Linked DNA regions of Homo sapiens: region 2 is linked to region 1. Evidence: chromatin contacts called from ENCODE Hi-C or POLR2A ChIA-PET data. All regions are on one chromosome and are shown on one strand. The core of a region is the stretch at or near the end of the contact, and the rest is flanking DNA. Distances in the headings are between cores, read along the strand shown. Region 1 holds the start of NCOA4 (nuclear receptor coactivator 4). Region 2 holds the start of ANTXRL (ANTXR like).

Region 1 (5,813 bases), core at 2,810-5,309:
ATCCTGATTTTATATGGCAAACACTTTGTGGTTCTCCCCATAGAAGCCAACAAGTGATAAAATATTAATATTTTCCCTCCTTTAAAGCCTAGAGGACTAACAATAATGCCAAAATAAAGCTCAAAACACACCTGAGATTATCTTCTTTTGAAAGCTGAAATTGTCTCAGTATTAAAAGACTTAACTTCTCACCCATGACCAAACTGACAACAAAACCTTTTAACCTATTTTGTGAGCTACTCACTACTTCACTGAACCAAACTGCCATATTTGTAGAGCACTTAGGTAATGCTGCATAAGAGGAATATTAAGCCCCAAAGGTGCCCCCAAACACACTGCTAACCCCAAAGAGGAACATCTTGATTAATCAAGCCAAGCAAAATTAGGGATGACAACTTGGGATAAGAATGACTAAGAGTGGTCCGGGCGCGGTGGCTCACGCCTGTAATCCCAAAACTTTGGAAGGCCGAGGCGGGCGGATCACGAGGTCAGGTCAGGAGATCAAGACCATCCTGGCTAACACGGTGAAACCCCATCTCTACTAAAAAACACAAAAAATTAGCTGGGCGTTGTGGCGGGTGCCTGTAGTCCCAGCTACTCGGGAGGCTGAGGCAGAAGAATGGCGTGAACCCGGAAGGCGGAGCTTGCAATGAGCGGAGATCGCCCACTGCACTCCAGCCTCCTGACAGAGCAAGACTCCGTCTCAAAAAAAAAAAAAAAAAAAAGAATGATTAAGACTTAAGACTGTAGTCATTCATATCAGAAGTTAAGCATTGCAATGTTATGATTTAACAATCAAAGAAGATAAGCTAAGGACAATATGGCAGCTCCTCTAACTGACATGCATGGAGATAGTATTAATGCCTACCAGCTAGAGCAAAAGTGGTCAACTGGGCCCCCATTCCAGCCTAGACCTCCACATTGTTCATGTGCGTTCTATGTTGAAGCAATGTGTCCAGACATAACTGTATGAAAACAAAGTCAAGATGAAAACCTTGGATGAAAATTTTAAAAGGACTAAAAAGTAGCAAGAAGAGTAATAAAAAATGCCATGGCCTTCTACAGTTCTTCCATGAAACTGAACTTAACCCAATGCATACATACTGGTTGGGTGGTCTGTTATCGACACTTTAGGCTTGCCTTTGCAACCTAACCAGTATGTGAACAGAGGCAGTGAATTCACTGCTGATTTCAGTACTGCTTGAGAAAGTGCTCTCTGAACCAGCAGCACATTCCACTGTATATCCTAAAGAGTGACAAATCTTCATTTTCTGAGGCTAGGTATACTTTCTTGGAAAGATCTGATGACTAATATATGTAAAGCACTTAAAATAGTGCCTGATGCACATTAAGAGCTATAGAAGTATTACCTATTTTTATTACTTTTAGTCAAAGAACAGGATATAACAAAGAAAGACATAAAGTTCATCAATTTCATTACCATCATCTCTCTCCAGGACTCTTGCAGAAACCTCATGACTGCTACCTACTCTTCCCCTCTACCCTTACTCTTCTCCTCCTGCTGCTCCTTTAGCTTAACAAGGATGCTTCTGCCTCAGGGCCCTTGCGCTTTCCTCCAGGTATCCTCGAGCCCAGGCCTTCACTTCCTTCAGGTGTCTGCTCAGAGGTCATCTTCTCATTGAGGCCATTCCTCACCATCTTTTATTTTTAAAAGTCTTGCCTCCAATCCCCCTTAATATGCTTTATTACTCTCCATAGTACTAACCACAGTCTGGCACGTAGCAACCATTTATTTTCTGATCTCCCTTCAGAAAACATACTAGAAGGTAAGTTCCACATGGCGGGGACTTTGTCTTTTTGTTCACTGTTGTATAGTAGGTGTTCAACAATTAATTACTGAGTAAATGAATTCAGTAAGTATTTACATCTAGTCTACTATGTGCCGAGCCTTTTTTTAAAAAACTCACTATCTCAATTAGCCCTCATTAAAGTGGCTATTATCATCACCATTAATTAAAAAAAAAAAAAAAGCAGACTTGACAAGGTTAAATATATTACCTACAGTCACAAACTCCCAAGTAGAAGAGCCAAGATTTAATCCCAGATCTGAGTCCAAAGTCCCTAACCACACCTGGTATGTTGAAGGAATCATTAAGTATTAAGGTATTATGTATTCATCCAACAACTATTTATTGAGTACCTAAACTGACACTACTGTGATAGTCCCTGAGAACACAATGGTGAGCTTGCCACCTAGAGGAGAACTCGTGTCATAGATTCACCAACCAAGCAGAAAATACTAATTCTTTGAAATAAGAGACTGAGTTCAAAGTCCATCAGCAGCAGCAATGACTGGCTCTGAATGCTAACACTATGTGAGGGAAAGTATTATAAAACACTAACTTAGGGACTCTCAACCGGGGGAGGGATATGTGTCAGGATATCCTATGGAGTTTTATGAAACCCCTACACCGGATCCTGAGATTCTGGCACAGCTATACTGATTTAATAAAAAAAAAAAAAAGGGGGGGGTGAGGGGTACTATGTAGTTCTAAAATATCTTCTCTCCCTTTGAGAAGGACATCTTCCTCCCCTTCCATAGCTCAACATGTTTTTCCATTTCCGAAATGCCTGTTTGCACAAAGGTAATAATGTAATTGTAGAGATTTATTTAGATAAAAACTACCACAAAACTTTCAAAGAGTAGGATTTTCCTTAGAGACCCAAGGACAAAGGCTCCCTGGAAGGCAGGAAAGGAGAAAATGAAAGGAACGTTATTGTGCTGGACTTTACATACATAATCTCATTTACTTATCTGAACAAATCTGCAAGCTAGCAAATCTTCAAATGAGAAAACCAAGTAAATTGCCTAAGCCACTGCATCCTTAGGGTAAGTCTTTCTCAAACGGTCTCAAGTACTTTAAAGTTTGGAAATGTCACACTAGGATCTCGGTATAAAAATGGGCCAACTATGACTTCCTGTGCCATCCTCATTCCAATAAGTAACTCAAGAGTCTCTATAAACTTAGTTCCAAATTACCAAGTGCGTGGTGGAAAGCTAAGTCCATCCAAAAGGCAATTACTGTGGTGAACCCGACCCTGATTAGAAAGTGACACAAAAAGGCACAGTTAAAAGTAAAAAAGCTCTGCCTTTGGGGTCAGATAAATTCAGCACTCTGACTTCTGTCATTCTACTTCTGCCATTCTTGATGGCATCATTCCATGTTAAATCCCGTGCCACGTAAGATTATGATTATTGTTTTCCCCACAACAAGAATTTAGTTCCATGAGAATTAGGTGTCCATTTTTTTCATTGCTATCCTCAACATCCTGAACATACAGGCACCAAATAAATGATTGCTGGTGGAATGAACCAATGAATGAGCAAGCCTTACTCTTCTCAGCTGTAAAACAGAGATAATCAAGCTACTTTTCGGGATTATTGGGAGAATTAAATGTGACAGTATGTGTTTGGCACACAGAGGGCCAAAAAAACCCAATATCTTCTTTGCATTTCCACCTGACAAGCTAGAAATGGATTATGTTCTGTGCCCGTCCGGCAAAACAGACCTCGCCTCGCCCCACATCCAAGCAAGAGGCGAGAGAAACAGGAAACTTGGAGCTGTCACACCTAAAGAGAGGGGAAGGCCGGCGGGGAGCAGGAGGTGTCCGAGCCGGGTGTGAGGAGGGTCGGGGAGGAAAGGACAGGCCCACGGCCGGGCACGAGGAGGGTCGGGGAGGAAAAGACAAGCCCGGGCCCGGCGTGTGGCGGGAAGGCGAGAACGTAGGCCCGGGCCCGGCGTGTGGCCGGAAGGGGAGAAGACAGGCCCGGGCCCGGCGGGCAGGCAGGAAGAGGTGCCCGGGCCTGGCGTGTGGAGGGGAGGGAAGGGAAGGAGAAGGCAGACCGGTCCCGGTGTCGGTCGGGTCGGGAAGGGGCGGACAAGCCCGGGCCCAGCGGGCCAGCGGTCATCGAGCCTCCACCCGGCCCACAGCGTTCTTACCAGGTCCGAGTGCCTCTCCAGGCGATCCGAGGAGACCTTGGGTGGACTGAGACACGGCCCCACACTAACCTACGGCCCAAAGGCAGAGTTCTCGCGACAACACAATCTTCCTCCCACACCTCTCGCCATACGTCTGACAGTCTCGCGAGATCTCCGCTCGGGTCAGCCAGAAGCCCTTGACTGCCCTCTAGGAGGCGCAGAGCGCAGGCGCACACTCCCTCCCCGCCCTTGCAGTGTCCTTTAGTCCTTCGTGAATAAATCGAAATTAAATGAAGCAAATGCTTTTTTGAAGGCAAATTTGGTGCCAAGGACCATCCTAAGTGATTCAGATGGCCTCACAAGGTAGATATTATTTAGTTTGAACATTCAGATGCAAAAATGAATATCGTAAGACACAAAAGGCCATATGTTGTATGATTCCACCTTTGCCACATTTGTTTTTCTAAGGATTGAGTTAATAGGCCGGGAGCAGTGGCTCACGCCTGTAATCCCAGCACGTTGGGGGCCGAGGCGGGCGAATCACGAGGTCGGAAGATGGAGAGCATCCTGGCTAACACGGTGAAACTCCTTCTCTACTAAAAATACAAAAAAATTAGCCAGGCGTGGTGGCTCGCGCGTATAGCCTCAGCTATTCGGGAGGCTGAGGCAGAACTGCCTGAACCTGGGAGGCAGAGGTTGCAGTGAGCCGAGATCGCTCCACTGCACTCCAGCCCGGGCGACAGAGCAAGACTCCGTCTCAAAAAAAAAAAAAAAAAAAATTGAGTAAATAAATAAATGGCAGAACCCAGATTCTTTTTTTCTTTTCTTTTTTCTTTGAGACAGGGTCTGACTCTGTCGCTCAGGCGCAGTGGCGCAATCTCGGCTTGCTGTAACCTCTGCCTCCTGTGTTCAAGCGATTCTCCTGCCTCAACCTGCTGAGTAGCTGGGATTACAGACATGCGCCATGATGCCCGGTTTTTAAATTTTTTTGTAGAGACAGGGTCTTGCTGTGTTACCCAGACTGGTCTCAAAGTCCTGGGCACAAGCGATCCTCCCACCTGATCTAGGATTACAAGCATGAGCCACCACGTCCAGCCTACAGCCCAGATTATAACCCACATTATTTACTTGTGACTAGATGTTAAATAGCACTTCTTTCTGTCTCAGTTTTGACAGAGGTCCTCCATACTCAGTTGCCAACTGCTTCCCCACATTCCGCAGCAAAGGAGGTGATCATAGCAGGGTTTTATGGATCTCATCCAAGAGTGACTCTGCTACAAGGGGCAAGGCAACCTCATTAGAAAACAATAGGAGACATAGATTACGATGCAGAAGCTAAGATAACAGTCATAGGCTGTGAGTGGAAGGGGAGCTGTGGAGAGAGAAGCCCACAAAAGTCCCATGAGGAAGTCAGCCTAGAACATGACCTCAGGCAGAAGGAGCCCTTAACTCTCCTGTCCCCCATTCCCTCTCAATTCAGATGCAGCCCCTGGAATGAGACTTTGTGTAACTCAAAATGTAACTCAGACCACTTTTTTAAATTATCTGAAGGTGAACAAGAAAGCTAAGGGACCTGTCTAGATTGCTCAACTGGCCCACATAGCATGTTTAAACAGATAGGGGACAGGGGAAAATAAAGCTCTTTATCAGTTGCCCACTGATTGTTCAACAGATGACTGTTTGCTCATTTCTGATCTGTCACGTACACACAGCTGAGTCCAAGCCCCAGGAGAACAGGGTTCTCTCCTGAAATCTCTCTGGTTCACTGCTGTATCCCCAGGTCTAGAGCACTGCCTGGCCCAGGTGCTCAGTACAGACCTGTTGAGTGAACAGATGTTCTTTAACACAGAAACAGTTAAAAGAGAATCAATG
Region 2 (6,067 bases), core at 1,360-3,859, 260 kb after region 1:
AAAGGACATGGGAGAGAGCTGGAGGAAGCTGACAGAGGGAAGGGAAGAACCCCCCGCCGTCAAAGGCAGGACTCAAGAACGCTGCCTTTCGTGCAAGTGAGATGGGCTCCGCTGCCCGCGCCCGCTTGTTCTCGGTCTTGGCCGACCTGAGGGTGCGTCTCTCCCGGGCTCTCCAGAGGCGCGCAGGGGGGGAAGTGCAGACGCGGCCGCCACCGCCCAGCCCAGGGCGCGGCTCTGAACTTGGCGCCAGCGCCCAGAGGCCACCAGGCCCCGCCTTCCTGGCTGCACCCGCCTTCGGGGCGGGGCTTGCGGTTGGGCGGCTCCGGCGGGTAGGGCGTCGCGGGCCAGAGAAACGGCAACCTGGGAGAAACCCCCCTATTGATCCGTTGGGCGGCCCGGCCCTCCCCCGGCTCAGCTCCCCGGAGCCACCCCCAGCTGGCTCGGACCGGGACTGGCGCCTGCGACTATGCCTGCGGGAGGGCGAGGGCGTCCTTTGGAGGCGGTTCCCTCTCACGCCGCCGCCCTCTGGCTCCTGGGCCTGCCGGGTCTCGGCGATGGGCGAGGGCTGTGCCCGGTGCCTGCGGCTCCCTCCGCGCCGTGGACCCCCGCGGCCTCCCGGCCTTCCTTACCCCGGCGGCCTGGCGGCCCCGCGAGCTTCACCTCCCCAGCATCCGAATCGCGCAGCTCCTCCCGCGAGCGCCCGCCGCCTTCGCTCCCCAGGCCCCAGCTGAGACCGCCAGGAAGGCGGGCTCCTCGACCCCAGATCATAAGAGGTGTCTGGGAACTAAGGGTGGGAGGGGGCCAGGGTAGAAAATGTCAGTTCAAGTACGTTAAAATTAAGAACTTAGGCTTTGTTTAAAAAACAATAAATGAAGTGAAAAAAACAAGCCACAGAGTAAAAGAAGATACTTGCAGCAAGTGATAAAGGATTAGTATCCAGGATATATAAAGACTGTTATTGAGTCAATGTGAAAGAGAAAAACACCTGAAGCAAAGAATGGATGCCGGCATTAAATAGGCACTTCAAAGAGGAACCATGAACGACCAAAATCAAGTGAGTAGGTGACCAGTTCCCATTAGTAATTAGGAAATAGCAAATTAAGACCACAAAGAGGGCAGTGAGGGTGGCTCACACACCTCTAATCTCAGCGCTTGGGAGTCCAGGGCCAGAGGATCCCTTGAGGCCAGGAGGTGGAGTCTAGCCTGGGAAACATAGCAAGACCCTGTCTCTACAAAAAAATAAATAAATAAAATAAGAAAAAAGTAAACCACAAGGAGATGACTTACCACCAGGCAAAAATATTAAAGTATGCTAATACCAAGTATCAAGAAGAATGAAGCAAGATAGCTCAAATATGCTTTTGAAGGAAATATACTGGGCTTCATTCATTCTGAAATACCCCTTATTTAAGATACTCTATTATATTAAATACAGTTCCAAAACAAAAGAAATCAAAGAACAAAAAACTAACCCAATACTTTTATCACTTGTAATTTGTATATTACACATATTGAAAGATATATTTTAGACTTATTAGAGAACGATTTTTAATTGGATATCACTCTTGTGCATACAAAATAAAATAAAATTGATTAAGGTGTTTCTAACAGTTACAGTCTGACTTTTCTGAGTCCTGTTTGAGTCTCACTCATTGGTGCCTACGTCTTTCCACACACTGTAACCTCTCTGCTATTCAAAGCGTTGGTCATACAGCAGTTTTGACACTGGGATGTGAACCTGTCCACATTCTTTCCCTAGAGAGGGGGCCTGTGTTCCTGCCCATTGACTCTTGGCAGCTGTGACTGCTTGGACCAATAGAGCACAGTGGAAGTGACACTGTGTGACTTCCAAGGTGATGTCATAAAAAGCTCTACAGTTTCTGCCGTGCTCACTGAAAATACTCACTCTTGGACCTCTGGGCCACCTGTAAAAGCCCAAGCACCCTGAAGCTGCCATGCTGGGAGGAAGCCCAGGTCACACGGGGAGGCTACATGCAGGGTCTCCATTCACAGTCCCAGCTGAGCCCAGGTTTTGGGCCCTCCTGCCTAGGAGCCACACTTGTGAGTGGAGCAGCCTCCAGATAATTCCAGTGCCCAATCCTTCAAGTTATGGGGCCCCAGACATGAGGAGCCCTCCTAACTCCGCCCTGAGTGCCTGATCCTCAGAACCTGTGAGCATAATAAAATGGGCCTGTTCTGTGTCCCTAAATGTAGGTGGTCTGTTACACAGCAGTAGAGAACCGGAATGTCCCTCATTCACAAAGACTCTGGCAACACTGCAGTTTCCATCTCCTTCCCGAACTGCCATCTCCTGGGGGACTTCAGTGTCACACAAATAACCTCCCATTGCCAACACTCTGGCCTCCCAGTCCTTGACCTCCTCACCCACAGCAATGTCCTCACCTAACTCACCTGGGCTAACTCTTCCAATGAACAAACAGCAGGGTCTAGTGGTTTTAAGGGACACTGTGAGGGCTGTTATAAGGGAAATGGAGGCTTCCTCTTGTAGCCCCTCCAAAGGTCCTGTGCCTCCCCCTGATGTTGTCAACATGCAGGACATTGGGAAGAGCTGCAGGTCACAAAGTCACCATGTCAACCTTCCTGTCAACCATAACAGAGAATTCTGTCCCCAGGGTGGGGGAAGGGCCAGGCAGGTAGCTGGAAGCAAGTCTCCCAGAGCCAGCTGCTGACCCTAGTCCCTGCGATCTGGGGAGGTACCTGGTGGAGGGCCATAGTGTGCACTGGTGAAAGGGCAGGAGGAGGGGTGTGGCCCCGGGCATAAGGGGAGGCGGCAAAGAAGGGGCCTGTGCTCAGCCTCTCTGGGCCCTGGCACAGGCACCCAAGAGTGAGGTGGGGTCACAGGGACAGCCAGATAATGGGGAGCCATGAGTCCCTGGGGCCCTACTTCCTGGTCTTCCTGCTGCTGCTGCTGCTTCCTCCACCGCTTTTTAGAGCAGGAAGCCTTCGGTACCATGGACCTGACTGGAGAATATTTCACCGCCTGGCCCTGGGCTCCAGGAGAGCCCACCACCACCATGGCCCAGGATGGAGGCAGCACTGGCGCCAGGGGCAAGCAGGTCACAGATGCCAGGGCTCATTTGACCTCTACTTCATCTTGGACAAGTGAGTGTCCCTTCTAGCTCTGGCCCTGGGTCACCCTCAGGAGCCACTGTCTCTTTTTCACTAGGGACAGGACACCACTCAAGGAGATGCAAGCTTCCGTCACAGAAGCAGGGCCAAACTTTGGTCAGACCAGACCTAGGCCTCCTGTTTTTCTGAGGCAGAAAGAATGCCCTGGCTTTCTTTTCCCTGGTGCTTCATCTCCTGGATGAGGAAAAAAGCCACCAAAGGGGTTCTGGACGATTCCCTACCCCTCCATCAGCTGGGTCAGCATCCTCATCCTCACGCTGCTGCAACAGATGATTGCTCGGACCTGCCTCTCAGCAGTTCTCAGATGCTCACTGCGGATGTTTGGGGTTTCTGTGTTGTTTTGCTTGTTTGTTTTTTCACGCAAATGACTTCTATTTTACTGGGCCCCACAGAGATTGCTTTGTTGCCTGTGTTGGGCATTCTAATGTCACTGCTTAGAGAAGGCCTTTGGTTGGCTGCTTCTAAGTGCCTCTTCTGCAACTTGGAGAGCCACGCGATAGTTCCTACACTTTCAGAACAGTTTGGTCTGTTTCAGGCTGGCCCTGGGGAAGCTGGGCTACGTATTAGGCACCTTCTGGCTCACCAGGAAAGAAAAGAGGCAAATGTTCAGCTTTGGAGAGATTGCCTTGGTTCCCTTTCCTGCTCCTCCTGCTGGGTGGTAATACTCTGTGCTTATTCAGTAGCAGCAGTGGTGCAATCTTCAGGAGAATGTTGCAGCACTTTCTGGCCTCCAAAGCCCTTCCCCTGCACTCCTGGCACCTCACCACAATCCTGGGCTGTGAGTAGTACAGGTATTTTTCTATCTGGTTCCTGGACAAGGGTGGCTCCTGGAGGTTGGGGAAGCATCCAGAGACAGCTAGTGTGACAAGACTCCGGCTTCCTGTGCTGCACACTTTCCAGCATCGCAGGTTGAAATTCCTCTGATTTTTCTCATTCCTCCTGGATACTAATGGTTAGGGGACGTGTACCCCAGCCCACCAATTCCCATGGTTTCTGACTGTTCTGCTACTCTTGGGGAAGGAGCAACTCAGTTCTGGAGACAGGCAGAGTCCACTCACTAGCCACATAGTCTTGGGCAAGTTGCTTCATCATTCTGTGCCTTCGTGTCCCCCATCTGTAAAAAGGGTATCTTCATTTTCACCTTGCCAAGTGTGATGAGGATGAAGGGAGAATTTGCAGGTCAGAGGCGATGACAGAGGATGGGGATGAAGGGACCTGCCAGGCAAGGCAGAGCCACAGGCTAGAAACTCACAGGAACTGCAGAGGCCCTGATGTAATCCCAGACAGACTGGATGAGGGGGAATGCAGAGGGAGTGCCTAGAGTGGATGTAAAGGGAGCAGACAAAAGCAACCTTAATGAGTCTTCCTAACAAGGCTGGGGGTAAAGGGCATTGCCCCATTCTAAGGAGGAGGCAATGAGCCAGGTCATGGCCAGGGAATGACCCACCACAGCCTCCAGATAGACCATGGTGCTGAATTGAAACTCTGGATTTTGTGACTCCAAAGCCCATCCAAAGACCACGCAGCTGGGCGGGACCCTGAGAAACTTGCGGTAATCCTCCAGGCAGAAACAACATCTACTGCCTGCAGGCAGGCTCTTTGGTCATTAGCGTCCAGCTTATTCATGAGACTCATTATTCACTTGTTCATTGATTGGATTGAGCTGGAAGAAAATGAATCAGCCTCCCATGCGCTCCTATTCTTGGCCAGGTGACATTTGAGGGCTCTAAGTGGGAATGACCCCTTGTATTTTTTGAGTAATTTTTTAATTGTGGGAAAACATACATAACAAAAATTTACCATTTTTAAGTGTACAATTCAGCGGCATTAAGTACATTCACAGTGTTGTGCAATCACCACCATCCATCTCCAGAAATGTTTCATCATTGCGTATTGAAACTCTATTCTCAGCCGGGAGCAGTAGCTCCCTCCTGTAATCCCAGCAATTTGGGAGCCAAGGCAAGAGGATCGCTTGAGTCTAGGAGTTCAAGATCAGCCTGGGAAACATGCAAAATCCTGTCCATACAAAACATACAAAAATTAGCCAGGCATGGTGATGTGTGCCTCCACTCCCAGCTACTCAGCCTGAGCTGAGGCAGGAGGATCGCTTGAGCCTGAGAGGTCAAGACTGCTGTGTGTCAAGATTACACCACTGCACTCCATCCTGGGCGACAGAGTGAGACCCTGTCTCAAACCCCATCCCCATCAAAACCCAAAAAACTTCTATTTCCATTAAACAATAACTCCCCATTCCTCCCTTCCCCAAGCCCTAGTGACCTTTAGTGTATTTTCTCTATCTATGAGTTTGCCTATTGTAGGTACTTCATGTAAGGGGAGTCACACAATGTAATCAAGCAAACATATAATATTTGGCCTTTTCTGTCTGACCTTTTTCACTTAGCATAATGTTTTCAAGTTTATCCCATGTTGTCGCATCCATCAGAATTTCATCCCTTTTATGGCTGAATAATATTTCTCTGTATGTATATGTACCACATTTTCTTTATCTTTTTTTTTTTTTTTTTTGAGTTGGAGTATTCTGCTGCCTGGCTGGAGTTCAGCGGCGCGATCTCGGCTCATTGCAACCTCCACCTCCCAGTTTCAAGCGATTCTCCCTGCATCAGCCTCCTGAGTAGCTGGGACTACAGGGGCATGCCACCACGCCAGGCTAATTTTTGTATTTTTTAGTACATACAGGGTTTCACCATATTGGACAGGTTGGTCTTGAACTCCTGACCTCGTGATTCCCCGGCCTTGGCCTTCCAAAGCGCTGGGATTCCAAGCGTGAGCCACCTCGCCCGGCCTGTTTATCTTTTCGTCTGTTGATGGACACTTGGGTTGCTTCTGCCATTTGGCAATTGTGAATAATGCTGCTATGAACGCTGGTGTATACGTATCTCTTGGAGTCCCTACTCTC

The links. Hi-C counts contacts between places; a loop is a spot of excess contacts on that map. ChIA-PET counts read pairs that join two places held with the same protein, here RNA polymerase II (POLR2A). Pooled maps may share reads with other maps.
Region 2: a loop to region 1 is called in a map of CD8-positive, alpha-beta T cell, with 12 times the contacts of the local background. The contact joins the promoter of ANTXRL here to the promoter of NCOA4 in region 1. A Hi-C loop is called at or near these places in 7 of 168 maps with a recorded cell type or tissue (CD8-positive, alpha-beta T cell, OCI-LY7, PC-9 and 3 more), 5 of 37 single-sample maps with no recorded cell type and 20 of 50 pooled maps. POLR2A ChIA-PET finds 5 or more read pairs at or near these places in 6 of 52 experiments (activated CD4-positive, alpha-beta T cell, activated CD4-positive, alpha-beta memory T cell, activated T-cell and 3 more).

The regions. Positions count from the first base shown.
Region 1 is chr10:46,026,564-46,032,376 of GRCh38, forward strand. It overlaps NCOA4 (nuclear receptor coactivator 4), which reads right to left and starts at 4,060. Exons shown (of 10, transcript NM_001145263.2): 1 at 3,963-4,060. LOC105378287 (a long non-coding RNA gene) reads left to right here and starts at 4,212. Exons shown (of 3, transcript XR_945923.4): 1 at 4,212-4,304. RefSeq lists a silencer at 3,586-3,675 and an enhancer at 4,036-4,105.
Region 2 is chr10:46,284,388-46,290,454 of GRCh38, forward strand. ANTXRL (ANTXR like) reads left to right here and starts at 2,610. Exons shown (of 17, transcript NM_001278688.3): 1 at 2,610-3,123. The coding sequence starts at 2,876. LOC105378577 (a long non-coding RNA gene) reads left to right here and starts at 463. Exons shown (of 1, transcript NR_160731.1): 1 at 463-1,610. RefSeq lists a silencer at 164-653.